Regions from separate parts of the Homo sapiens genome. Here regions 1, 3, 4 and 5 are each linked to region 2. Evidence: chromatin contacts called from ENCODE Hi-C or POLR2A ChIA-PET data. All regions are on one chromosome and are shown on one strand. The core of a region is the stretch at or near the end of the contact, and the rest is flanking DNA. Distances in the headings are between cores, read along the strand shown. Region 1 holds the start of RAPGEF1 (Rap guanine nucleotide exchange factor 1). Region 2 holds the start of FNBP1 (formin binding protein 1). Region 3 holds the start of SH3GLB2 (SH3 domain containing GRB2 like, endophilin B2). Region 4 holds the start of PRRC2B (proline rich coiled-coil 2B). Region 5 holds the start of SET (SET nuclear proto-oncogene).

Region 1 (5,025 bases), core at 309-2,808, 1.7 Mb before region 2:
ATTGCAGCCGTGAGCCACTGTGCCCAACCACGACTTTTTTTTTTTTTTTGAGACGGAGTCTCGCTCTGGAGCCACCAGGCTGGAGTACAGTGGCATGATCTCGGTTCACTGCAACCTCCATGTCCTGGGTTCAAGAGATTCTCCTGCCTCAGCCTCCCAAGTAGCTGGGACTACAGGCGTGTGCCACCATGCCCACCTAATTTTTGTATTTTTAGTAGAGATGGGGTTTCACCATGTTGGCCAGGATGGTCTCAATCTCTTGACCTCGTGATCCACCTGCCTCGGCCTCCCAAAGTGCTGGGATTACAGGCGTGAGCCACCGTGCCCAGCCACGACTTTTAATGAACTCATTTCCACACTAGAAAAGTTCCACAGCTGAGCCCCAGGGTGCCCTTCTGGATGTCAAATAAGCAGGGCAGGCAGGGTGTGCTGTGTCCCTGAGGGAGTTGGGCCCAGGCCAGCATGGAGGCTCTAGGCCTCAGGGGACATTTAGGCCTGAGTAGGGCCAACCCCAGCCCGGGACAGGTGGCTCTCGCTGGCAGGGTGACTGAGTCCCACATGCAGGGCTGGGGTGGAGAATGAATCCTCCGCCTTGGCATAGACCTTGGGCCAGCAGAGGGCTTTCATGCCAGAGTGGACTCATTCCCCGGCTGGAGCCTCTGGGCTGGCAGGAGGTGCTATGAGGCCACTCCCAGGCCCTGGTGTGGGGTCTCCAATTAAGAAGGGGGTGCGGGCAGGGTGCAGTGGTTCACACCTGTAATCCCAGCACTTTGGGAGGCCAAGGTGGGTGGATCATGAGGTCAGAAGATCGAGACCAGCCTGGCCAACATGGCGAAACCCCGTTTCTACTAAAAATACAAAAATTAGCTGGGCATGGTGGCATGTGCCTGTAATCCCAGCTACTCAGGAGGCTGAGGCAGGAGAATTGCTTGAACCCGGCAGGCAGAGGTTGCAGTGAGTCGAGATCGCGCCACTGCTCTCCAGCCTGGCGACAAAGTGAGACTCGGTCTCAAAAACAAAAAACAAAACAAAAAAGGGGGTGCTGCATCTCTGGTTTGGGGGAGGTCAGGACAGGCTCCCAGCCAGCAGAGCTTGTTGAGTCCTGGTGAGAGTGAGTTCTAGGCCCTGGTGTGGAGCCTCTGGCCCACAGGGGATGCTGGGTCCGGGATGATGCTAGGGTGGGGTGGGCGTCAGTTCCACGTCCTGGGGTGGAAAATCTGACCCAGGAGGGTTCTCTGTGTCTCTGGTGAGGGGGCAGGCCAGGCTCTTGGGCAACCGAGGACCCTGGGTTGGAGCTGTCAGTCCCAGGTCTGGAGCTGGTGACTCTGGTCCCACAGCAGAGGAATGCGGAGTCCCAGGCGGGGTCGGCCCCACACCCCAGGCCCCAGGCCCCGGCGTGGGGACTCCGGCTCGGCAGGGGGCGCTGCGTCTCGCGCGTCGCGCGGGAGGCTCGGGCGGCTCCGGGCCCACAGGGGGCGCTGTGGCGGCGCGGCGGGCGCCCGGCAGGTGGCGCTGTGGCCGTGGCCGCGGCCGAGGCCCGGCGGGCGGGCGGGCGGCGTCGCTGCGCTGCGGCCGGCTCGCGGGCCGGGGGAGCGGCGGCGGGCGCGCGGGAGGCGGAGCGGCGGCGGCGGGCGCGGCGGGAGCGGCTGGGCCCGGGCGGGCTGGAGCGCGGTCGCCGAGCGCAGGGCCGCGGCCGCGCGGAGCCCGCCATGCCGGCGCGGGTCTGAGGCGTGGCGAGCCAGGGCCGAGGCGAGCGGCGGGCGCGCCGCCCCTGTCGCCCCGCGGCGGCCCGGCCCGGGCCCGATGAGCGGCGGCCTCGGCCTCCGGCGCAGCCCGGAAATGTCCGGCAAGATCGAGAAAGCAGGTGAGGCGCGGGCGTGGGGCGGCTCCCTCCGGCCGGGCCCGGCCCTGGGGCTCCGCCGCTCCCCGGGCCGAGCGCGGGTCGCCCGGGATGTGCGGCCCTCCGTGCGCCGGGGCGGGGTGAAGCCACCGAGGCCTCGCCGGGGCGCCTGGCAGCTTCTCCTCCAGGCCCATTGCCTGCCGGGCGCGGGGGGAAGCGGCCGCTGCGGGGGCGCCAGGGGCCGGGCCGGGCGGGGCCCCTGCAACCCGGGGCCGGGCGCGCTAGCCGCTCCGCGGTCCCCGGGAACTTCCGAAAATGGCTCGAGCCCCAAGCAGGGGAAGAACAGCCCGGGCCGCGTGCTGCTGCGGCTGCAGCGATCGGTGCCCGGCCTGGGCTCGGCGCTAGGAGGGTGAACCCAGCTGAGCTGTAAAATGTGTCATTTCTAACGAGCTTCGAGTTTAACGAGAAGCGTCCACTTCGGTTGCTTCAAAGGAAGCAGGCTGGATGAGTGGGGGTATTTTGAGGAGGTAGTCAAGTTTCCCCTCCCCACCCCGATCAAGCTCAGCTCTGCAAGGAGGGCAGGTGGGGGACCGGTGGGTTGGAGTAGATGGTAAATCTTGATGCAGACCTCGTCTCTTTGTGTGTTCCTAGAAATCTGGGGGAGTTACCTTCCGAGTCCCTGGGTTTGCCTGTCCTGGAAATAGAGTCTCCAAAGATTCAATGACTGTCGAGCCTGTGGGGCCCCAGGCTTTATTAGCCTGCAGCACCTTGCAGGGCAAATGCGAATTCTTGGGTCTAAGGTGAAGTGGGCGGGTGCTCCTGGGCTCCTGTACTGGGAGCATGCCCTGTGGTCATAACCCCGGTAGCAGGTTAGCTTGGCGGCTGAATGAGGGAAAGCAGATTTTTAGGGAGCTGCAAAGGAGGTCTGTGGCTTTGATTGTGGAAGTTGCTTATGTTTCCTGGGTTGAATCTGGGATACTTCTGTGGGGTGCACCCCTGCAGCGGACCCACAAGGCAATATGACTTTTGCAGGCTGTGGTTGAAGCACAGAAGGACATTTTTGTAGGCTTTATTGAGGGTTTACTATATATCTAACTCTTAGCACCTAAAATGCATTGCTTCTTAAATTTTTGAAGCTAGTCTGTGGGAAAGAATATGGTCCCAGTTTTACAGGCTCAGAGAGGTTCAGTGAGTTCCGGCTGTCCAGACAGCAAGAGGGCGGCAGGCCCCTAGTATATTCATTCCTGGCCCTCTGACCAGAAGCCAGGGTGCTTTTCTCAGGGGCAGGGCGCTTGGGTTCAGGTGCCATTTCTTGAGTATTTTTCTCACTGAATTTGAGCCCCCACAGCCTTGCCGAGTGACCATGAGTCGCCATCCTGTACACCTGCTGCTCCAGAAATAACTTGGGTTCATCTGTGCAGCATTTCTCAGGAACTTCTTGTATAGTGTCTTGTCAGAACGGTACTGTTGGGAAACTTGGATAATTTATTTTAAAAAGAACATTCACTGAGTTCTTTTATAAGAACTTTATAATATATAAGATTATATTATATCTTTTTATATCTAATATAAGATTATATTATGTTTTATATCTTTATAATATAAGAATATTCTATGTTCATTGTCAAAACTTGGAAATCACAGAAAAGTAAAATGAACCGGATTGGAAATCATCTGTCAGCCAGGTACAGTGGCTCACGCCTGTAATCCCTGCATTTTGGAAGGCCAAGGCAGGAGGATCACTTGAGCCCAGGAGTTTGAAACAAGCCTGGGCAAAATGGCGAGACCTCATTGCTACTTTAAAAAAAATTTTTTTTTTTTTTTTTGAGACGGAGTCTTGCTCTGTTGCCCAGGCTGGAGTGCAGTGGTGCGATCTCGGCTCACTGCAAGCTCCGCCTCCTCCTGGGTTCACGCCATTCTCCTGCCTCAGCCTCCCGAGTAGCTGGGACTGCAGGCGCCTGCCACCACGCCTGGCAAATTTTTTTGTATTTTTAGTAGAGACAGGGTTTCACCGTGTTAGCCAATATGGTCTCGATCTCCTGACCTCGTGATCCGCCCACCTCGGCCTCCCAAAGTGTTGGGATTACATGCGTGAGCCACCGCGCTGGGCCTCTTTTTTTAAAAAAAGGAAAAAGTTGCCTGTCATCCCATGAGCTGCCCAAACCGCTGGGAATGAAATGACTCTTCATTTGAGTTCTCTGCTATTTGGGAGAAAGACCTGAGGCCAGTTCATTTCAGCATAGTTTGTCCTTGGGCCTTTTCTGGGCACCGCCTTCTGCTAGGGGGTTGTAGATGAAAGTGCCTGCTCCCAGAGAAGCTTGTCTAACCTAGCACAGTTTCTAAGCTACCCAGGCTGCCAGACCGAGCGACCGTGCTGCCATGGACACAGGTGAGAGAGGGGTGTCATGAGTGCGGGAATGAGGAAGACACTGGAGGGGACAGTGTTTGTGCTAGGCTCTGAAGAGAGGGCTGAGATATATACCTGGTGGAGACAGGGAGAAAGAGGAGAGAGGGGAAGGGGCTGACCAGGAGCTGCGGAAAGTGTGGGAGGAAGATGCATTTTGTGAGAAGCAGAAAAAGTAAGAGTTCTGAGATTGGCAAGACCAGGGTCAGGACCTCGCCTGCAGATTGGGGATTGCAGATGTGGAGCTGGCTGGAAGTCCAGCCTCCTTGCAGAAGGTCTTTTGCTGCAGTTCATAGGAATCATAGTGAAAGATTACAACTGCCAAGGAAGACTGGGGCGCGCCTGGAGTGAGGATGACCTTTCCTGGTGGTCTCTGCTGGCTATTCTCAGTGAACTTCCCTTTGCATTTAGACGACATTTTGTTAGATTTCTGTTGGAGTTTTTTTAATGGACTTCCCACTATTCAGTCTCCAGAGGAGTATTTGATTCAGAGGAGAGGCCCTTAGGTGAAGTGGTGGCAGAGCCTGACACCAGGCAAACAATTGTTGTGATTGGAGTTTTGCTGTTTTGTTATCTCAAAGCAACAGAAACGTTGCTTAAATATGTTCATAATCTCCTCTCCCTGAAAGTAGAAGAACCAGCGTTTTTAGTTCTCAGTGCTTAAGGCATCCAGGGTTTTTTGGGTAAACAGGAAACCCCTTCACATCCCGCATAGTGTGCAGCTCTGGCCTGTTCCTCATCCCGCCCCCTTGCATTGCCTGATACCTCCTTGGTGTGCAGG
Region 2 (4,866 bases), core at 135-2,634:
ACTGCAACTTCAACCTTCTAGGCTCAAGCGATCCTCCTGTCTCAGTCTCCCAAGTAGCTGGGACCACAGGTGCATGCCACCATGCCCAGCTAACTTTTTTTTTTTTCTTTTTGTAGAGACAGGGTCTTGCGATGTTGCCCAGGCTGGTCTCAAATTCCTGGCCTCCAGCCATCCTCCCACCTGGGCCTCCTGATGTGCTGGGATTACAGGCGTGAGCCACCAGACCCGGGTTAGCTCCACCTTTTAATGGAGGAGAATGATAAGCAGGTTGAAAATGGTGGGGTGGGATTGGAGAAATGCATCATCGTAAAATATTTTTTAACTGGGGGCCCATGTTGGGAGTCGCACGGTTTCTCAGAAAAGGATCCAGTAGTAGCATTAACCGAGGGAGAAAGATAAGCTGTGGGGAAAGGGCTAGTGATTCAGGAGTTGGAATTCCAAACATTTTCCATAGCTTGTCAGGAACATTTGTGCAGACCTTTGGATATATAGAGAGGGAGTCCGTCTGCTGATAAAATGAGCGCTGGGTTTACCAACCTTCGGCCTTGGCCCACCCCTGATCCTCACCGCCGGGCAGTGAGATGGACACGTTATTTGCCTCCATTTGGTGGACTGCGCTCTGCGCTTCCAGAGGTGGAGCAATTGTCCGCCTCCGCCCGGCCAGCACGTGCGGGAGGCTGGATTTGAACCAAACAAGTTATCTGTGTACCCCACGCCTTTGCTTTTACCCACTAGGCGGTAACGTGATTTCACGCCTGAGAGTTTCTTGGCTGAACAAGTTGGAAATCACTGGTTTCAGAGATTGGAAATCACTGGGTGCACGCCCCTGGATTCTTTCCCTAGCCACTCGAGGCCGTCGCGCTTGCCTCGACGTCTCTATTCGCACAGCGCGCAGTTACCACCGCCCCACTCCCACCGCGCCAGCCTGCGGGACTCTCGGGCTTCCCTCGGGCGGTGGGAAAAGAGCCTCCCGGGCTGACTCTGCTCGGCGCGCATGGCTGCCAGGGGAAAGTATTGTCCTTAAATCCAGAGCGGCGATACGCGCAGGGGAGCGATCTCAGACCGCGGCGGAGCATCGGTGATCCCAGGGCCTGCCGCGTTCCAAGGCAAGCGCTAGTACTGCGAGCAGACAGTGGTCACTAAGAAGTCATTACCAGATTGGCAGGGGGAGTCCTAGGGATCCGGGTCCCGCCGTCCCTCACACCTCCCTCCGCGTCCTTCCGGACCCCAGGGCGACGCGGACCCGGCCGGGGGAGCCCGGGGGAGGGGGCCGGGCCGGGGTGGGGCGGGCGCGCGTGCGCGAGCTGTCAGACCGGCCCCGCCCCTCCCCTCCCGCCCCTCCCCCGCTCTCCGGGTGTAGGGCGGGCGGGCGCTGCGGCGGCCGCGGCTGCTGCTTCCTCGGGCCATTTTGCTGTGGAGCGGCGGGGAGGAGGAGCCGCCGAGGAGACCCCGGGCGAGGAGCTGCGAGCCGGAGGAGGCCGCGCGGACTCCGGGCTTTCCGCCGTCGCGGGGATCTCGGGGGGCAAAGGGATCGCCGGGGAGGGGGACCAGAGAGCCGCGCCCGCCGCGCGGAGCGCCCCTTCGCGTCCCCTGCACCATGAGCTGGGGCACCGAGCTCTGGGTGAGTGAGGGGCTGGGCCCGCGGGCAGATGCGGGGCGCGCGCTGCGTTTCCCCGCGGCCTGGGGAGGGGGCGCGGGCCGCGCTGCTGGGCGGAGGCGAGGGCGCGCTGGTCGGGGTCCTCGCGGCCTGGGGAGGAGGCGGGGTTCCAATGCCCCTCGTCCGCCTTGGCCCGAGCAGGAGGTGCGGGCCGGCTTGTCCTTCGGAGGCGAGGGGAGTTGGTGCGGGTCCCCGGCGGCCTGAGGAACGGCGCGGGCGGGCCTCCCTGTCCCCGGCGCCCCGGAGCGGGCCGTGTGTGTCGGGCCGAGCCCTAATCCCCCGGGGCGAGCCGCGGATGCCCGGGGAGGGCCGGGACCGGGCGTGGGGGCGTGGAGGCCCCGGCTGCGCGGCGCTGCGTTGGGTCTCGGGGCGCCCCGGCCGCGAGTTCTGTCCTGGCTCCGCGGAGGCGCTGGCGGATCGGGCACTTCCCCGGGAGCGGGGCGGCCGGGGCGAGCGCCGGGGGTCGGGTTTTGGGGTGCTGGGGCGAGAGTGCGGTCTTCGCTCTGGAGGCGAGGACTTCTGGCCCGTGGCGGCTCCGGGCGCACTTGTTCTTTCGGGGTAGCTCAATCCTGAGTGGGATGTGGGCACTGCGACGTCTGGTCTGGAGGGGAAAGTGGGAGTTAGGGAGAGATCTTACGTGATCTACCTCAGGAAGAGGCGTTCGCGGGGTCAATGATCTTTAACGGTTGCTCGGAGAATAGTTTCCAGTGGGGAAAGTTGGCGGTGAGGGGCGCCTTGCGGGGATGCTTGGCCGGGGGATGCGCACGGTAAACGGGCAGCCCTCAGGGCTGAGGGCCGTCCCCGGAAAGGCGAGGGGCTGGCTGTGGATGGAGCTCTTTTCCTGCCGTCCCCGGATTCCTGGGGAAATCACTGGGCAGGGGATGGGCAGTGCGGCGGCCCGGGAAGGAGCAGACGAAATCTCAGTTACTGCACTGAAATGCCCTCAAGATGAGCCATTTCCCAGGATGAACTCTAAAGTGCCTGAACTACCTTTTGGAATTCTATTTGCAAAGGGTGTGGAGGAGAAAGTGTAGGGTGGTGTTGCTATCTGAGATGAGGCCAAGAAATCTCATATCAAAATAAAACAAGGTTAGAGCAATTACAGAAACAGAGCACATCCTCCCTTGTTTTTTGTTTTGTTTTCTTTTGCTTTAATTGTTTTTACATAACCATTTGTTAGGTACAGAAGCAGCTACGGTTGTTATTACCAAAATCCTGAGGGCAATAGCTCCCTTAAATTAAGATAATTCATTTTATAAACATCTTCTGCCTAAAAGGGATTCATGACAAAATTTCCGCTGATGTTTACAAGTATCCATTTTGAAAATAAAATAGTTTAAAATATTTGCACACACCAGTTTAGGCAAAATCTATGACTTTGAGTACCGTATTGAAGTTTCTTTCCTCTTCTAATCCTTCCACTCCCTTTAGCTCTCTTTAGCTTATCTGGGGTGGGGAAGCAAATCAGAAGTAATCTTTGTCAAGACAGTAGAAATTGTGGCACAATTTTTTTTTCACTTGTTCAGACAGGTGGATGGAATTATGGAGGGAAAATGTACAATATATTTCTGAGTGAAATAGGGACCGAACACAATACCTTGGTGGACAGTTCAGTGATGTTGGTGAATGGGATAGAATATAATTCCAAAGAGAGGCAGTGGCTATGAGCAAAACTGCTAAAACAGCGGCAATTGCTTGCATTATTCTGTACATTTCTTTTTGAGGGTGCAGAAGTGGGAAGGAAGGCAGGGTTAGGAGTGATTGAAAATAAATGAGAGAGGCCGGGCGCAGTGGCTCAGGCCTATATTGCCAGCACCTTGGGAGGCTGAGTCGGGAGGATCTTTTGGGCCCAGGAGTTCAAGAACAGCTTGGGGAATATCTGGAGAGGCCTCCTCTTAAAAAAAAAAAAAAGAAAAGAAAAAAGAAAAAAGAAAAAAATAATAAATGGGAACTGGAATATATACAAATATTAATGATATGAAATCTTATATTTGCTTCACAATAATTTGGGTTGTTAGTAGATGGGAGATAGTGAGACAGAGTTGGCCATTATTGAAGCCAAATGCTGAGTACAGAAGTATTCATTACACTATTCTTTCTAGTATATATATTTGACATTTTCTACAATAAAAATAATTGGAAAATAGTTTTAAAGGAGAAGGATGTGAACTATTTGTAATTTTTTCACTTGACAATTTTATGAGGAAGAATGAATCAGTTAACAGTTCTATATATGCAAGTGTATGGCAATGAGGAGTTTTTAAAAAGACATTCTTTTTTTTTTTTTTTCTGAGACGGAGTCTTGCTCTGTTGCCTGCCCAGGCTGGCGTGCAGTGGCGTGATCTCGGCTCACTGCAGCCTCTGCCTCCCAGGTTCAAACGATTCTCCTGCCTCAGCCTCCCAAGTAGCTGGGACTACACGCGCCTGCCACCATGCCCAGCTAATTTTTTTGTGTATTTAGTAGAGACGGGGTTTCGCCGTGTTGGCCAGGCTGGTCTCAAACTCCTGATGTCAGGTAATCCGCCTGCCTCAGCCTCCCAAAGTGCTGGGATCGCAGGCGTGAGCCACCACGCTTGACGTTAAAAAAGACATTCTTATGAGTACCAGCATTTGCCTTTGAGTAGCTTACAGTTTAATATAGGAAAAGGAATGAACACATGATTGTGCTACTAAGAGAAATGCAAAATCTAAGTTTTCAGGTGAAATGCAAAGATGTATAAGGCTTAGTAGCTTTTGAGATTTAAAAAAACTAGAATAATGAAGGATTATGAAAAGTAAACCCCAGTTTCTCCGGTGGTCAGAGACTTGGTGATGTGCGGTACATTGGGTAGCCCAGCGGAGGGCAGTGATTAAGGGTTTTCCTTGAATGGTGGCTTTGGAATCATGCACATGTATAATGAGATAATGATGGGGCGCTCAAGCCAAACTTGGCAGAATTATTCTTCTAGATGGAGAAAGAGCTATGGTTTGGGTGGCCATGAATTATTTGTAACAGGTGGTTGCAGCTTTCAGGGACCTTCACAAATACTATCAGATTTTACATACATTTTAGGACTTCAGGTTAAAATCAATATAGGCTTTTAGAAACTACAGGTTTCTAATGTGCATTTTACACTGAAGACCTGCTCCTAAGCCACATCCTGCTTTGTAGAGGGAGTAAAACCTTTCTCTTCCTCTTTCTTTTTTACTTTTTCTTTAACCCCTCCATA
Region 3 (4,793 bases), core at 1,619-4,118, 1.0 Mb after region 2:
GCCACCATGCCTGGCCGGAGTTTCGTTCCTGTTGCCCAGGCTGGAGTGCAATGGCGTGACCTCGTCTCACTGCAACCTCTGCCTCCTCGGTCCAAGCTATTCTCCTGCCTCATCCTCCCTAGTAGCTGGAACTACAGGCCTACACCACCACGCCCAGCTAATTTTTGGTATTTTTAGTAGAGATGGGGTTTCACCATGTTGTCCAGGCTGGTCTCGAACTCCTGACCTCAGGTGATCCGCCTGCCTCGGCCTCCCAGAGTGCTGGGATTACAGGCGTTTGCCACCGCACCTGGCCTACATCTTGATTTCTTTTTTTTTTTTTTTTTTTTTTTTTTGAGATGGAGTTTCTCTCTTGTTGCCCAGGCTGGAGTGCAATGGCGCTATCTCAGCTGACCGCAACCTCTGCCTCCCGGGTTCAAGCGATTCTCCTGCCTCAGCCTCCCAAGTAGCTGGGATTATAGGCATGCGCCAGCACGCCTGGCTAATTTTGTATTTTTAGTAGAGACAGAGTTTCTCTATCTTGGTCAGCTGGTCTTGAACTCCTGATCTCAGGTGATTCGCCCGCCTTGGCCTCCTGGGATTACATGTATGAGCCACCATGCCTGACTAGATTTTTTTAAAGTTAACACTGGCTAAATGAATGATATAGTCAGCTATAAACAGATGATAGTAAATAAGTCCATGATCAATACAGACAAATAGAAACAAACACATAGTGAACACAAAAACAGAAACACAGAGAATCAGAGTTGAGGGATTGCAGATGTGTGAATGACATGAAAGTTGATGAAGGCAACATGTACATACTGGCCCAAGTACATGACAGGATGGCCCAGGTAGGTGGAGTTTTGAAAGCTCCCAGGTGATTTAATGTTAGAGCCATTGACTTGTTGACCCAGAACCAGGGCTGGGAGAGGGAACAGGGTCTGGATTTTGAACAAGCCCCCAGGTGACTTGAGGCTCACCCTGCAGAGCCATGCTGGGATAGGTGACAGAAACTGGGGTAAGTATAGAAAGATGAACAAAGCCAGATAGAAGAGGGTACAGCTTGGGAACAGAGCTCTCCACTGGGTTCAAAGGTGAAACCTAGGCCGGGCGTGGTGGCTCACACCTGTAATCCCAGCACTTTGGGAGGCGGAGGCAGGTGGATCACGAGGTCAGGAGTTCAAGACCAGCCTGACCAACATGGTGAAACCCCGTCTCTACTAAAAATACAAAAATCAGCCGGGCGTGGTGGCACATGCCTGTAATCCCAGCTACTGTGGAGGGTGAGGCAGGAGAATCGCTTAGACCCCGGGAGGCGGTGGCTGCAGTGAGCTGAGATGGTGCCACTGCATTCCAGCCTGGGTGAAAGAGCGAGACTCCATCTCAAAAAGAAAAAAAAAAAAAAAGAGGAAACCTAGAGGTAGACAGCAAGGAGAGGTGAAGACCAGTACAAAGCCTCTATCTGAGCCCCAAGGGAAGGCATTTGGGGTCAGGAGCACCTGTAGGTCATCTCCTTGCCTGGGGCTGTGAGGAGCTGGTTTCAAGGTTATCACACATCTGTGCTCCCAGGGCAGCTCATTCTCTCCACCCTGACAGTCACCCAACCTTTGATCTCCTCCTCTCACCACACAGGGGGCTCCAGGCCCCAGCTCCAGAACCCCCTCCCTTCCCGTGACCGCCACCCCAACCCTCCTCCAATTTGGGGAAGCCACAGGGCCTCCCAGGCTGACAAACAGCTGTTCCAGCGGTGGAGGGCAAGTCCCAAGCCTGACTCCGGCTCAGTCACCAAGGTCAGGGCAGAAGAGAGGAGGAGAGGTCAGAGAGGAGGAGTAACGGGAGGAAACCCAAGGGAAACAGAGTGGAAGAAATGGGAATGGGAGGGAGGGGGTGTGAATAAAGAGCGGAGATGAAGAGGCACAAACAGGGGAGAGGCAGCAGGCCTGGGTGGTGGGAGGAGAAAGCAAGAGAGGCCCATTTTAGAGATCTGTTGCACATATTGGTGACTACTCAGTCACTTAGTGACTTTGGGAGACTGAGGCAGGCAGATTGCCTGAGATCAGGAGTTCAAGACCACCCTGGGCAACATGGCAAAACCTTGTCTCTCCTAAAGTACAAAAAATTAGCGGGGCATGTTGGTGGGCGCCTGTAGTCCCAGCTACTCGGGAGGCTGAATGAAGCAGGAGAATCGCTTGAGCCCGGCAGGTGGAGGCTGCAGTGAGCCGAGATCGCGCCACTGCACTCCAGCCTGGGCGACAGAGCAAGACTCTGTCTACAAAAAAAAAAAAAAAGTATTGCATATTTCAAAATTGCTAAAAGAGTACATTTGAAATGTTCTAACCACAAAAAAAGTAGGTGAGGTGATGGATATGTCAATTAACTTGATTTCATCATTCCACAATTTCATCACCTTGTAGGCCGTAAATATATATTTATCAATTAAAACTTTTGAAAAGCATTGGTAAGATGGCAAATAATATGTAATTATGGCGTGTACCTGCAATCATCTAAGAGCACATGTGTTCCAGTTTTAATAATTTTAGTAAAAGGAAAAAAAGAGGCCGGCCCAATCCGCGGCGGCAGGCGCATGGGGGCAGCAGCGAGCACTGCCCAGCAGCGAGCCCTGCCCAGCACAACCTGCTCCCCAGACCAACCCCCGCTCTGGCCGCGCCAAGGCCTCGCCCCCACCCATGTAGCTCCGCCCCACTGCCCTCTCGCTCCGCCCCTGTCCCGCCAGTCCCGCCCCCTCCGACTCCGCCCGGCTTCCGCCAACCAGCCCGGCCCCCGCCCCTCTAGCTCCGCCCCACTGCCGTCCCGTCCCGCCCCGGCACCGCCAGCTCCGCCCCCGCCCCTCTGGCTCCGACCCGCGGCCTCCGCGCCCCGCCCTGCGCGCTCGGGCTGGCTCGGCGGCTGCGGCGGGCGGGCAGGCGGGCAGGCCGGCAGGCGGGTGCGCGGAGGGCTGGTGCCCCGCAGCAGGTGGGCGGGGTGCGGTTGGCGGCGGCGGCTGGGCCGGGGGCTGCCGGCTGCGCTCGGGCCGTGCGCGGCGGCCGTGCGGGCACGCCATGGACTTCAACATGAAGAAGCTGGCGTCGGACGCGGGCATCTTCTTCACCCGGGCGGTGCAGGTGAGGCCTGGCGTCGCGCCGTGCGCCGGGGGCCCGGATGTGCGGCGGGCGGGGAGCACCCTGCGGCAGACGCCTGGGGACGCGGGAAAGCCCTCCCGGGCTGCTGCCCTCGTCCCCGCCGCGGCACACCTCTGCCCCCCTGAGCCCTTGCTGACCGGAAGAGGGAAAGAGCCCGTGCGGCCCGAGCCGGGCCTTGGCCCTGCTGCCTGGGGCGAGGCACCGGTGCCCACCCTTTGGGCTGGTTGGGTTACCCTGCTCCCCTGGCGCCTGCCTGGCTGAGGAGGGGAGGAGGCACCGGCTGGGTGCTACCTCCCTGCCCTTGTCCAGCAGTGACTGGCGCCTGGCGGGGCATTTAGCGACCTGGGTCCCAGGCCCAGGGACTCATGCGTCCACCACAACCCCTTCTCCGAGCCTCAGTCTCCGCACCTGTGCAATGGGCGGCTGGTGCCATGAGTCCCTCATGGCCATTTCACACGTTTGGATAGTCAGGCCGGAAGCCAGGAGTTGTTTCTTTTCTGCTCCACGGGAGGTCTGTTTCCTTGGTCCCTGGGCCTGGGGGATGGAGAGAGGGCTGGGGTCTGGCTGGGAAGCTGTCCAGGCCCACGATGCTGAGATTGGAAGAAGTCCTATCCGTTTAGGGGCAGAGAGTAACAGGCAACTCAACATCATGGGAAGACCTAGGGTCAGGTGTGGGTGGGAATGTGCCCTCCTGTGACCTTGGGGGAGGGGCCTTCATCTCACTGGGCCTCAGTTTCTCAGTCTGAAAAATGGGATCAGTATTCCTGCCTCCCAGGACAGATGCGAGGATTCTGTGGGACTCTGCATATGTGTGCTCACCAAAGGCAAGCTCATTATTGGTGTCAAAGTGGTTAATATTGCACCTGTGCAGCATGTGACCTTGGACAAGTCACTTCTCTCAGAGCCCCGCCCTCCCCTTCTGTAAATCTGGTGTAACACCGTGGTTATGGGATTCAGTGGGATTCCGCAGGCCCGGGGCTGGCCCATCCCAGGGTTCTGGGAGCAGGTCCTGTAGTCTTGTCTTTGTCGTTGTCGTTGTCATCGTTGTTGTTTCTGTTGAGTACAGTTCTCTCCCCACCCCCAACCCGGGCACTCCCCTCCCCAGGAGCCCACACCCAGCCAGCAACCCATGTAGTCATGTTTACTAGAAGGTGCTGTGTCCCGCTGAGGATTAGCATCCCAGCGAGAATTCACTGCTTAATGTGTTCCAAGTCTGGTGGGCAGCCCCAGCCCTAGTGGAGATGCCAGGATCCCAGAGCCCCTCGGATTGGACGGCCCCAGTCCATCTGGGAGGGGGGAACCCACTCTGCTGTTGGTATGGCAACCACACTATCTCCCACATCTGGGAAGAACCTGATCTGCCAGTTCCCTGCTAGGGCTGGGGCCCTGCTGCCTGACCTGGCCAGGGCTCTCAGGACCTAGGCAGGGCAGGGCCTAGGTGTGGCTCCGCTTGGTGGGAGCTGCCCCACAGGGTCACTGTTACTGGAGTGGGAGCCAGCAGTCAGGCCCCAGCCTCGGGGTGGGAGGGAGGGAGCTGAGAGCTTTATAAATAGAGGCTTTCTCTGCTCTGCACGCCCACCCCACTGCTGCCATTTTCCCGGGAGCAGCCTCGGACTCCAGCACCAAACCCCTTCCTCTTGGCAGGATTGGGGCAGAGTGGCAGGCCAG
Region 4 (5,079 bases), core at 1,226-3,725, 1.4 Mb before region 2:
TGAAGTCGGATGTCTGAGACTAGCCTGGCCAACATGGTGAAACCCTGTCTCTACTAAAAACACAAAAATTGGCCAGGTGTGGTGGCACATGCCTGTAATCCCAGCTACTCCAGAGGCTGAGGCACGAGAATCGCTTGAACCCAGGAGGCGGAGGTTGCAGTGAGCTGAGATCACATCACTGCACTCCAGCCTGGGCGACAGAGTGAGACTGTCTCAAAAAAAAAAAAAAAAAAAAGAAAAGAAAAGAAAAAAGAAGGAAGGGAAGGAAGGAAAAGGAAGGGAAAGGGAGGGAGGGAGAGAGGAAGAGGGCAAGGGAGGAAGGAAGGAGAAAGGAACCAGAAAAACAGATAATCAACAAACACATACATTTCATCACCTTCCTATGGAGAGAAAACAATTCACTGTGAATCTTAAGTGAGGCTCCCAAGAGCCCTAATAGATACCCAAGGCAGGCATAATTATTCCCATTTTACAGATGCAAGATCTGAGCCTCAGAGACTTGCTTTGTAAAGGTAACCCGATGAGGACCAGAATCCAGCTGCGCAGGCTCCAAGAGACACACTTGCCCAAACAAGTAGAAACTCACTCTCAGATGATTATCTGCCAATCCCCAAGGAAAGCAGTTATCCTCAGAAGGCAGGACTCCTTGGGCGTCTGTTTGTCCTGAGCATCTCGTACTGTTCTAACCCTGCCTTAAACTGACCAACTGCCACACACTCCGGGTCTACTAAGTTCTAGAGACCTCCAAATGCTACTTTTTCCCATCCCTGCCTCCCGAGAGGCTCAGCACTGTATAAGCGCCCACTAATGTTTGGGCCTTGAATTCCTTCTGTATTGTCCATGCCTTAGGCCAGCACCTGTGGCATCCATGGGCACAGTTTGGCTCTATGGGTGGCACCACAAGGGGCTCACGTCTGTCCTAGGACTTGACAGCAGTTATACCAACAACCGTAGGAGGAACCACTAACTGTGCCAGGCCCTCTGCTAGGCCCTTCACCGCTGCCCAAACCTGCCAGGTGGAGGGTGCACGCCCCGATTTATGCAGATGAAGCCTCAGACAGCCCCAGAGTCACTAGGTTTACGGAAGAAAGAAGCAGGATCTGCACCCCAATGCCTGGGCCTCCCCAGTCCCACCTTACACCACAGCGCTGTGCATAGACATGACTAAATGGCTGCAGCGAGATTCGGAAAAACCATGCTAAGACCGCACACAATTGGTTACAAAAACCAAACTGGATGACACTGTACAAAGCCACATCAAATGCACACTAAACCTTAAAGAAAAAAAAAATCTTAGGGAAAGTTTAACAGTCCTGTAAACCAAAGGCATTTAAAGATTTCTCCCAGGAAGCCATTTAGCAAAAGACACTCCCCAGCCCCCCTTCTCCCACTTCCTTCAAGCTCACCACTGAAAACACCTCCAATTCTTGCCTAAAGGTGGGCTCCGACCTCCCACGATATTTAGAAGGAGGAAAAAAGAAAAAGGAAAAAAATCCACCTCTTAAGGCAAATCCACTCTTCAGAGGCCCACAGTTTCAACAGGGCTGAATTTCTCTCCTGGGGGTTGAGGGGAGGCAAAAGAGGAGGAAAAAAAAAAAAACCCCATCTGGCAGGCCCCGAGTGGCGACATCCTGTTTATTATTAAACATTTTTAGCATGGAGCATTCAGCATTTCGAAAATAACCCTCTGGTTCCCGCACTCACACCGAGACTGGGCGGCCGCTCGCCTCCCTCCCCCAGCCGCCAACTTTAGCGCCGCCGGGGCCCGGCCCACCCCGCGCCAGGAACGGCCCCGCGAACGCCGCTCAGCGCCCCGGACCCAAGGCCCGACCCCGCAGGATCCCGCCTCGGGCGCGCTGCTCCGTCAATTGGGCGGGGCGGGGAGCAAAGACGCCGGCCCCAGAACCCCGAGACCCGGCTGCGGGCCCGGGACCCCCGCCCCTCCGGCCTCTGCAGCCCGGCCCGGCCTCGGGGGTACGGGGGTGGCGGGCGAGCCCTGAGGGAGTCGCGCGGCCCCTGGACCCCGCCCGAGCCTGAGGCCGCGCGGCGCCGCCACAACAATGGCGAGCGCGCCCGGGCCCGCCGCCCCCAGGCCCCGCGGCCTCCCAGCCCCGCAGCCCCGCGCCCGGCGGGAAGGAGGCGGCGGCGGCCGCGCTCGCGGACAAAGGTCGGGCAGGGCCGCAGGGCCCCCGGGCCCCCGGCGGCGGCCGCGGGAGACAAAGCCCGGCCGGGCCGCGCCGCCTCCATCTTAGCGCCGCCGCCCCCACGCCCCGGCCCCGGCCCCGGCCCCGACCCACCTGGTCTGGTTCCGCGGGCGCGGCCGGGCCGGGCGATGGCAGTCGGGCGGCGGTCGGGCACGGGGGCGGCGGGATGGCGGCGGATTGCGAGGCGGCGGCGCGGGCTGCTCGCTCGCTCGCTCCCTCCCTCCTCCCGGGCTCGCTCGTCGCTGCGCGGTGGAGCCTCGGCGCCTGTCTCGCCGCTCGCTCCCTCGCGCTCGGCTCCCCGCCCCCCGCCTGCCGCCGCCCCCGCCTCCTCGTCCTCCTCCTCCCGCCGCCGCCCGCAACCTGGGCCCGCGCAGCGCCCCCTGCCGCGCCTCCCGGGAGCGGCGGCCTTGGGATCGGCCCGGGGGCCGGGCGAGGGCTGGGGCCAGGGGGGAGGGGCGGGGAGCGGCGGGAGGGGGCTGGGAGGGGGCTGGGAGTGGGGAGGGGCCCGGGGACGGCGGGAGAGGCGGGAGAGAACGGGGCAGAGCGGGGATCGGGGAGGAGACCCGGAGGAGGGGCCAGGAGCCAAGAGAAGGGGCCTGGGAAGGGCATGGGCCCGGCCTGGGCCCGGGGGAAGGGCGCCCGGAAAGAGGGGGAAGGGATGGAGGGGGCAGTGACGGGGGAGCGAGCCCGGATCTCCGCCCCCTCCCCCTTCAAAACTGCAGCGCCTCAGAACAGACTAAGCCCGGATTTTGTTAAAATATGTATACGGTATATGAACGGAAAGGAAGCAGAAATAATACTTTTTTCATTTCAAAAGCAAGGTTGTTGCACAATATGGGTACTTTGTCCCATTTTTACAAAATGAAAACTAATAAGCCCCTCCTCTTGAGTGTTGTGTGTTTGTGTGATTGCAAAACAAAAGGTCCGGGAGACTGCACTCCTGTCTTGGTTACCTCCGTGGTTTGAGGTTGGGAGAGCGGAGGAGGGTTCTTACTTTTTTAGACACCTAACCAACTATAAAAGCAATTTCAAAAAGCAAATACAAAAAAAAAATGTTAGGGCCTGGCACCCAAATCATCCCACCCTCTTCCAGTCACGGTTGCTCTAAGCACCAGCTGCGGGCCATGCCCTATGCTAAAGCACGTGGTTTGTCTCACTTAATCCTAACCCAGGGGCAGATATTATTGTTCTAATTCACAGGTGAGACAAAGGAGGCTTTGAGAGAATGTGCCCCAGGCCACACTGCTGGACCCAGAAGGAAAATTAACCCACTTCAGCCTAACTCCAGAACTGAGGCTGGTGAACAAAGCTTAGTTTTTGGGGAGTAGAATTCTGGATACTTTTATAGCCTTATTTATAATTCTCTGAATTTTCCTACATTTTATCCATGGTCATTTTCAGTGTTATCCTTTTTTTCTTTTTTCTTTTTTTTTTTTTTTGAGACAGTCTCGCTCTGTCCCCCAGGCTGGAGTGCAGTGGCACAATCCGCAATCTCTGCTCACTGCAACCTCCAACTCCTAGATTCAAGCGATTCTCCTGCCCCAGCCTCCTGAGTAGCTGGGATTACAGACATCTGCCACCATGCCCAGCTAATTTTTGTATTTTTGGTAGAGATGGGATTTCACCATGTTGGCCAAGTTGGTCTGGAACTCCTGCGCTAAAGTGATCCACCTACCTTGGCCTCCCAAAGTGTTGGGATTACAGTGCCGGCCACTCTGTTTTACATCATCAAATCTGCATTATTCCCCTGCCAATGTCTTCAATATTTCGCTATCTCTACAAAACAGGGAGGATGTAACCCTAATTTTTGTTTTCGATTTTGTTCCTTGACCATCTTCAGGAAGGCCATAGAATTGGCCCAGTGCTCAAAACCCAGCAACTAATAAAAATGATAGAAGGCAAATAAACAAATAAAAAATAAATTAAATAAATAAACTGAGCCTCAGGTTCTTCATCTGTAAGGCTGGCGCAGTGGCTAACACCTGTAATCCCACCACTTTGGTAGGTCGAGGCAGGTGGATCATGCGGTCAGGAGTTCAAGACCAGCCTGACCAATATGGTGAAACCCCATCTCTACTAAAAATACAAAAATTAGCCAGGCATGGTGGCAGTCGCCTGTAATCCCAGCTACTTGGGAGGCTGAGGCAGAAGAATTGCTCAAACCCGGGTGGCGGAGGTTGCACTGAGCCGAGATCATGCCACTGCACTCCAGCCTGGGTGACAGAGTGAGACTCCATCTCAAAAAAAAAAAAAGAAAGAAAATAAACAAGCAAAAAAGAAATAAACTATCTGAAGCCTCAGATTCTTTATTTGTAAGGCCAAGCGTGGTGGCTCACCCCTGTAATCCCACCACTTTGGGAGGCCGAGGCAGGCAGATCACCTGAGGTCAGGAGTTTGAGACCAGTCTGGCCAACATGGTGAAACCCCGTCTCTACTAAAAATACAAAAATTAGCCGGGCATGGTGGTGGGGTCCTGTAATCCCAGCTACTCGGGAGGCTGAGGCACAAGAATCACTTGAACCCAGGAGGTGGAGGTTGCAGTGAGCCAAGAGCACGCCACTTCACTCCAGCCTGGGCAACAGAGAGAGACTCTGTCTCAAAACAAAATGATAGGAGGAGGCTGAACAGTAACAGGGTGGTTTACTGAGCACTTACTATGTGACAGCCACTGTGCTAAACACTCCCTATAGAGTCACTCAGGTAATCCTCACGACATACCCATAAAACAGACACTAGTGTGCCCATCCAACAGAGAAGAAAAGTAGACTTTGTGGAGGCAATACAATGCCCCCCACCAAAGATGTCCAAGTCCTGATCCCTGAAATCTGTGAAAATGGTACCTTCTCTGGCAAAAGGGATTCTGTAGATGGGATGA
Region 5 (5,402 bases), core at 1-2,500, 1.4 Mb after region 2:
AGGTGCCCTTTTGTCCTGTAAAGACTACAAACCCCCTACAAAGCTAAGTGGGTGTGAAAGGGCCAGATCGCGCGGTTCATTTCCGGTAACCATCCCGGATTGGCAGCCCCCCTGCCGAGAGCCTCCTAGGCAGAGGCCAGCTTTCTTAGCCATTTCCAAGACCCCCGATACACTGGTCGCGGCGCCAGGTTTCTCCGCACGCTGGCGCGACGGGGCGGCCGCCCCACGTGGGGAGTGCGCCCGGGCTGGCCAGAGCATCCTCCCGGCCGGCCAAGGCCCAGCGCGCGGCCGCCCGCGTGTTCCCCGCGCCCCCACCCCACCCGAGCTCCAGGCAGAAGCCCCGCCGGGGCCAGCCTCTGGGCGGGGGTGCCGGGGGCGCCGCCGCGGGCCGGGCGCGAAGCGGAACCGCGCGGGAGGTCGGGCGCGGGGCCGCGTCCGGCCGCACCATGTGGCGGCGGCGGCGGCTGATGGGAGCGAGGCATCATGGCGGAGCACAATAAAGAGAGGCTTCTCGGGAGGGAGGGAGGGGGAGGAGAGCGAGGGAGGGGGGAGAGGAAGGGGGGGTCTCCTCCGCCCGCGCCGAGCAGGCCGCAGCGCCCCCGCCTCGCAGCGCGGCCGCCGCGGCGCGGGCCACCCAGGCCCCCAGCCCAGCCGCGCACAAAAAAGGGCGCCGAGTCCGCGGGCCCCCGCCCGGCCGCGCCGCGCCCCCCCGCCCGGCGCCCCCCGCGCGCGCCCCGGGCCCCGCCGGCGGCCTGCGGGCCGGGGCGGGCGGCGAAGATGGCGGCGCGGGCCGGCCCCCGGGCTCGCTGCTCTCACCTGAGGTCTCGTCGGCCCCGTCGTGGTTGGAGTTGAGCTCCTTTTTACTGACTTTGGCCGCCGGCGCCGACATGGTGCTGCTCCGCGGTCGGGGGGGGAGCGGGGAGGGGGAGAGAAGGGAAGGCGAAGGGGGCGGGCAAGCGGCTTCCCCTCACGCCACACGCGCGGGCGCCCGCTCGGTCCGGCCGCCTCCTCCCGGCGCTCGCTCGCTCTCCCTCCCCCTCGCTCGCTCGCGCGCGCTACCCTCGCGGCCTGACGCCGAGGGACGGGCTGGGGCGGCGTGCCGGGCCCCGGCCCGGGCTCCTGTTCGCGGAGGGGAGGCGGAGGCGGCGGCGGCGGGCGGCTCGGCTCCCTCACTCGCGCTCGGCGATCCAGCCAGCTCGCTGCTCGCTCTCCCGAGCCGCCTCCTCCTCCACCTCCTCCTACGGCGAGGGGCGGGCGCAGGGCGCAGGCGCGCCAGGCCCCGCGCGGATGCTCCGCCTCCGGCCGGGGAGGCTCGCGCCGCGGCGCCATTGGCCTGGGCGGCGGGATGAGGGGGCGGAGTCGCGGCGCGGAGACACAGGGCCCGGCGAGAGGTGGGAGGAAGGCGCGCGGCGACGCACGGCCGCCCCCCGCGCCGCGTCCCCTCCCCCGCTCTCCCCTCTCCGGCCCGACCCAGGACACTGGCGCGCGGCAGGCCGGTGGGCGGGGCGTCGCACGGAGGCGCGGGTGCCCCCGGCCGGCGCGTCACGTGGTGAGCGAGCGGCTTCCCTGCTCCGCGGGGCACCGGGAGCGGGGCGCCCACCACCCCGAAAGTGCAGGCCCGGCCTCGTATGGGGGCCCCGAATTCCGCCCGGCCTCTCGGCGCCTTCCACTTCGTGGAGAAAGCAGGGGGCACCCCATTCTGGATGCCAGATGGGGAACTGCCGATCGGACTCAAACTCGGGCTCGTGTGCGAAGCCCCAGGCTGTGTAATCCGCGCGCAGGGCCATTCCTGGGTTTTAGTCCAAGCCCTGCCCAGCAAGCTTGTACCCTTGAGCAAGTCACCCTTCCTCTCTGAACCCGTTTCTGTTATGAAATGATAAAGGTTACGACACTGAAGCCACATTAAACTCGAAGTCCTGTGAAGGCAGGGAGGTACCACATTAGTCCGCGGTGCCCAGCGCCCGCAAGAATCATACTGAGCGTTAAGTGCCAGTTTCAGCAGCGCATGGCACGGTTATCTCACCGAGGCCTCACAACAGCCCCAAGCGATAGGCGGTGTTCTGTTCATAGAGATGAAAGGGGCCAACAAGTTCTACTTGAGAGGCAAAGTTCTGAACCACTAAGGAGGGCCAAAGCATTTTGTTTAAATAATACTTTTCAAGTAATGCGGATGCCCCACATTCTGTCCCTCCAGCACCCCAAGACATGAACCATAAAAAGCCAGAAAAACCCTGATTAGTAGCATTTGTTTGTTTGTTTTGAGACGGGAGTCTTGCTCTGTCCCCCAGGCTGGAGTGCAGTGGCGCAATCTTGGCTCACTGCAAGCTCTGCCTCTCGGGTTCAAGCAATTCTCCTGCCTCGGCCTCCCGAGTAGCTGGGGCTACAGGCACGTGCCACCATGCCCGGCTAATTTTTGTATTTTTAGTAGAGATGGAGTTTCACCACCTTGGCCAGGCTGGTCTACTGACCTGGGGTGATCCACTCACCTCGTCCTCCCAAAGTGCTGGGATTACAGGCGGGAGCCACTGCGCCCGGCCAGTACCATTTGTTGATTTTAGTGATACGCTGGCCAATTTCAAATCCTGGCCATGCAATAGCTCACTCCTGTTATCCCAACACTTTGGGAGGCCAAGGCAGGAGGATCGCTTGGGCCCAGGAATTCCAGGCTTCAATGAGCCCCAATGCAGCCACTGCACTGAAGCCTGAGTGACAGAGCAAGACCCTATCTCTAAAACAAAAACAAAAAAATACCTGAAATCTCTCTTTGGACATTTTTAACCAGAACTTGGGGTTGGAATTCTGCCTTCCAGAACTCACACTTTACCATTGGCTCTTTTTTTTTTTTTTTTTTTTTGGTGGGGGAGGGGACCAAGTCTCATTCTGTCTTCCAGGCTGGAGTGCAGTGGTGCCATCTCAGCTCACTGCAACCTCCGCCTCCCGGGTTCAAGTGATTCTCCTGCCTCAGCATCCTGAGTTGCTAGGATTACAGATGTGAGTCACCACGCCCTGCTAATTTTTGTATTTTTTGGTAGAGACAGGTTTTCACCATGTTGGCCAGACTGGTCTCAAACTCCTGACCTCAGGTGATCCACCTGCCTCTGCCTCCCAAAGTGCTGAGATTACAGGCATGAGCCACTGAGCTCGGCCCACTATCAGCTCTTAAAGCTCAAGCAGCATCTTTCATGTTCAAGACAGTGCACGGTGAGTGTCTTAGCCTCCCGAGTATCTGGGATTACAGGCGCCCACTACCATGCCAAGCTAATTTTTGTATTTTTTAGTAGAGACGGGGTTTCACCATGTTGGCCAGGCTGGTCTCGAACTCCCGACCTCAGGTGATCTGCCCACCTCGGCCTCCCAAAGTGCTGGGACTACAGGCATGAGCCACCCACTGTGCCTAGCATAAACTAAACTTTGTTGCAAGTGACAGAACCAAGATTCTAAACCAAGTAGCAATTGACAAAGCCCTTACCTTAAAACAGTTTTTCTATTTTTATTGTTGTTATTATTATGAGACAGGGTCTCTCTCTGTCGCCCAGAACCATGGCTCACTGCAGCCTTGACCTCCTGGGCTCTGGGGATTCTTACACCTCAGCCTTCTGAGTAGCTGGGACCACAGGCAAGCACCACTGCCACCTTGCCTGGCTAATTTTGTTTTTATCTTTTGTAGAGAGGAGGTATCACCATGTTGCCCAGGCTGGTCTCAAACTCCTGAGCTCAAACCATCCTTCAGCCTCAGCCTTCCAGAGCTCTGGGATTACAAGAGTTAGCCATCGCACCCTGCCTCAGTTTTTTTAATGTGACCAACAGTCAGAAGTACTTTTGACATCATGACCTAGCACACACAAACCAAAACTTACCCTTACCAAGGGTGATGTGATTCTAATTTCCTATTTAAAATGCAGGTCACACCCCACCAAATTGATTTCACGACCCGCTCCTGGGCTGAGTCTGTCTGAGAACACTATGCCAAGGGCTGGCTGCTTCCATCCTCAAAGCCTGACCCATAGGGTCACTCCTGACCCACAATGTCTCCTAAGTGCCTTATCTGCCTGTTTCCCAAGCACCTGCAGGGGTCCCAGGGAACCCTGTAATGCCTTCTGATGGGGGAGTGGGCTTTCAGGTTCCCTTTCTGGCCTCCCAACCCTCCCTGCCACCTCCCTGCCCCTCTTTTCCTGCCCTTCCCCACACAGTGCTTCTCAAGATAAATATGAGCACACTAGGAAGTTGAAGAGAAAGAGAAAGCAAAAGGGCCAGGGGTGTGAGTAAACACAGGCGAGCCGGGGGCACACTGAGAGGTTATTCACCCACTCTTAGGACTCTGCTCTCTCCCCGTCTCCAACACCAGAAGCTCTGCATTCTCTCTTCTTGGCCTCTCCCCTCACTCAGAATTCCTCCCTTGCCTCTCTCCTCTCCTCCTGGCCCCTCTGGTTGTTTTTTTTTTTGTTGTTGTTGTTGTTGTTCTTGTCGCCCAGGCTGGAGTGCAATGGCACGAACTCGGCTCATTGCAACCTCCGCCTCCGGAGTTCAAGCAATTCTCCTGCCTTAGCCCCCCAAGTAGCTGGGATTACAGGCATGCATCGTCACGCCTGGCTAACTGTCTTTGGTAGAGATGGGGTTTAGCCATGTTGGCCAGGCTGGTCTTGAACTTCTGACCTCAGGTGATCTGCCCACCTCGGCCTCCCAAAGTGCTGGGATTACAGGCGTCAGCCACCGCGCCCGGCCCCCGGCTCCCTTTGAAGAGGACAGAACCCCACCGCCAGAAAGACTGGAACAGAGAGAGGCTGGCATTCCCCCACAGTGCTGCAGTGTCCCAAGCACAGACCAAAAAATCTCCAGAGCCTGGAACATCTCCCCCGCCACAGACACATACACATCTCTTTGAGCCTCCTGTTCTGATCTGTAAAATTGGGATGTCCACAGCATACGGCTGTGAGGATAGAGAAGTGCTTGGCACAGCTTCTGGCATGCCATCAGTGCCTACTAAGCAGCAGGAGCTGTTCTTTGGGTTTAGATGAACCCCCTCACACCTTTCCATCCCTTCCAGTCCTGTTAATGCTCCCAGGAAGCTCACTGGAAGGAAACTAGGAAGACTCACCCACATTTTGCTGCGCACAAATGCACTCTAGAGCACTGATGATGTGCTAGGCGCTGTCTAGTGCTCCCCTTAGATTTCAGACTCACAGCAAGCCTGGAGATCAGTACTGTGGATCCCATTTTATAGAAGAGAAAACAAGCACAAGTTGTTTTATGTGGCTCACCCAGCAAGGTAGGTTTCAAGCTGGGCAGGAGGTCTCTGCATCCCATGTGGAGGAAAAGGGACTGAGACCCAGTAAAAGTGCCAACAGGTCCACACTGAGCCCTGAGGTAGGACTCCTCCTCAGTGCTTCTTCCATAAGAGTTGC

What was found. Hi-C counts contacts between places; a loop is a spot of excess contacts on that map. ChIA-PET counts read pairs that join two places held with the same protein, here RNA polymerase II (POLR2A). Pooled maps may share reads with other maps.
Region 1: a map with no recorded cell type shows a loop between it and region 2 (5-fold over the local background). The contact joins the promoter of RAPGEF1 here to the promoter of FNBP1 in region 2. A Hi-C loop is called at or near these places in 1 of 168 maps with a recorded cell type or tissue (B cell), 1 of 37 single-sample maps with no recorded cell type and 5 of 50 pooled maps. POLR2A ChIA-PET finds 5 or more read pairs at or near these places in 2 of 52 experiments (OCI-LY7 and activated T-cell).
Region 3: a loop to region 2 is called in a pooled map, with 5 times the contacts of the local background. The contact joins the promoter of SH3GLB2 here to the promoter of FNBP1 in region 2. A Hi-C loop is called at or near these places in 1 of 50 pooled maps. POLR2A ChIA-PET finds 5 or more read pairs at or near these places in 2 of 52 experiments (OCI-LY7 and activated CD4-positive, alpha-beta T cell).
Region 4: a map of naive thymus-derived CD4-positive, alpha-beta T cell shows a loop between it and region 2 (11-fold over the local background). The contact joins the promoter of PRRC2B here to the promoter of FNBP1 in region 2. A Hi-C loop is called at or near these places in 1 of 168 maps with a recorded cell type or tissue (naive thymus-derived CD4-positive, alpha-beta T cell), 1 of 37 single-sample maps with no recorded cell type and 5 of 50 pooled maps. POLR2A ChIA-PET finds 5 or more read pairs at or near these places in 2 of 52 experiments (K562 and naive thymus-derived CD8-positive, alpha-beta T cell).
Region 5: a map of OCI-LY7 shows a loop between it and region 2 (9-fold over the local background). The contact joins the promoter of SET here to the promoter of FNBP1 in region 2. A Hi-C loop is called at or near these places in 1 of 168 maps with a recorded cell type or tissue (OCI-LY7), 2 of 37 single-sample maps with no recorded cell type and 5 of 50 pooled maps.

The regions. Positions count from the first base shown.
Region 1 is chr9:131,736,609-131,741,633 of GRCh38, reverse strand. It overlaps RAPGEF1 (Rap guanine nucleotide exchange factor 1), which reads left to right and starts at 1,558. Exons shown (of 27, transcript NM_001377935.1): 1 at 1,558-1,864. The coding sequence starts at 1,804. RefSeq lists silencers at 1,335-1,594, 1,745-1,794, 1,845-2,174.
Region 2 is chr9:130,039,707-130,044,572 of GRCh38, reverse strand. FNBP1 (formin binding protein 1) reads left to right here and starts at 1,384. Exons shown (of 17, transcript NM_015033.3): 1 at 1,384-1,621. The coding sequence starts at 1,598. RefSeq lists silencers at 1,122-1,681, 1,862-2,021, 4,065-4,114.
Region 3 is chr9:129,026,406-129,031,198 of GRCh38, reverse strand. It overlaps SH3GLB2 (SH3 domain containing GRB2 like, endophilin B2), which reads left to right and starts at 2,868. Exons shown (of 11, transcript NM_020145.4): 1 at 2,868-3,107. The coding sequence starts at 3,045. RefSeq lists enhancers at 1,152-1,891, 1,892-2,631, 3,316-3,879, 3,880-4,443, 4,444-4,793 and silencers at 2,506-2,935, 2,976-3,485, 4,368-4,599.
Region 4 is chr9:131,391,482-131,396,560 of GRCh38, reverse strand. It overlaps PRRC2B (proline rich coiled-coil 2B), which reads right to left and starts at 2,475. Exons shown (of 32, transcript NM_013318.4): 1 at 2,298-2,475. RefSeq lists enhancers at 1-451, 1,214-1,975, 3,102-3,251 and silencers at 1,782-2,071, 2,302-2,411, 2,442-2,631.
Region 5 is chr9:128,685,070-128,690,471 of GRCh38, reverse strand. It overlaps SET (SET nuclear proto-oncogene), which reads right to left and starts at 1,250. Exons shown (of 8, transcript NM_003011.4): 1 at 817-1,250. The coding sequence starts at 889. RefSeq lists silencers at 381-500, 881-1,790 and enhancers at 2,077-2,953, 4,304-4,403, 4,444-4,533.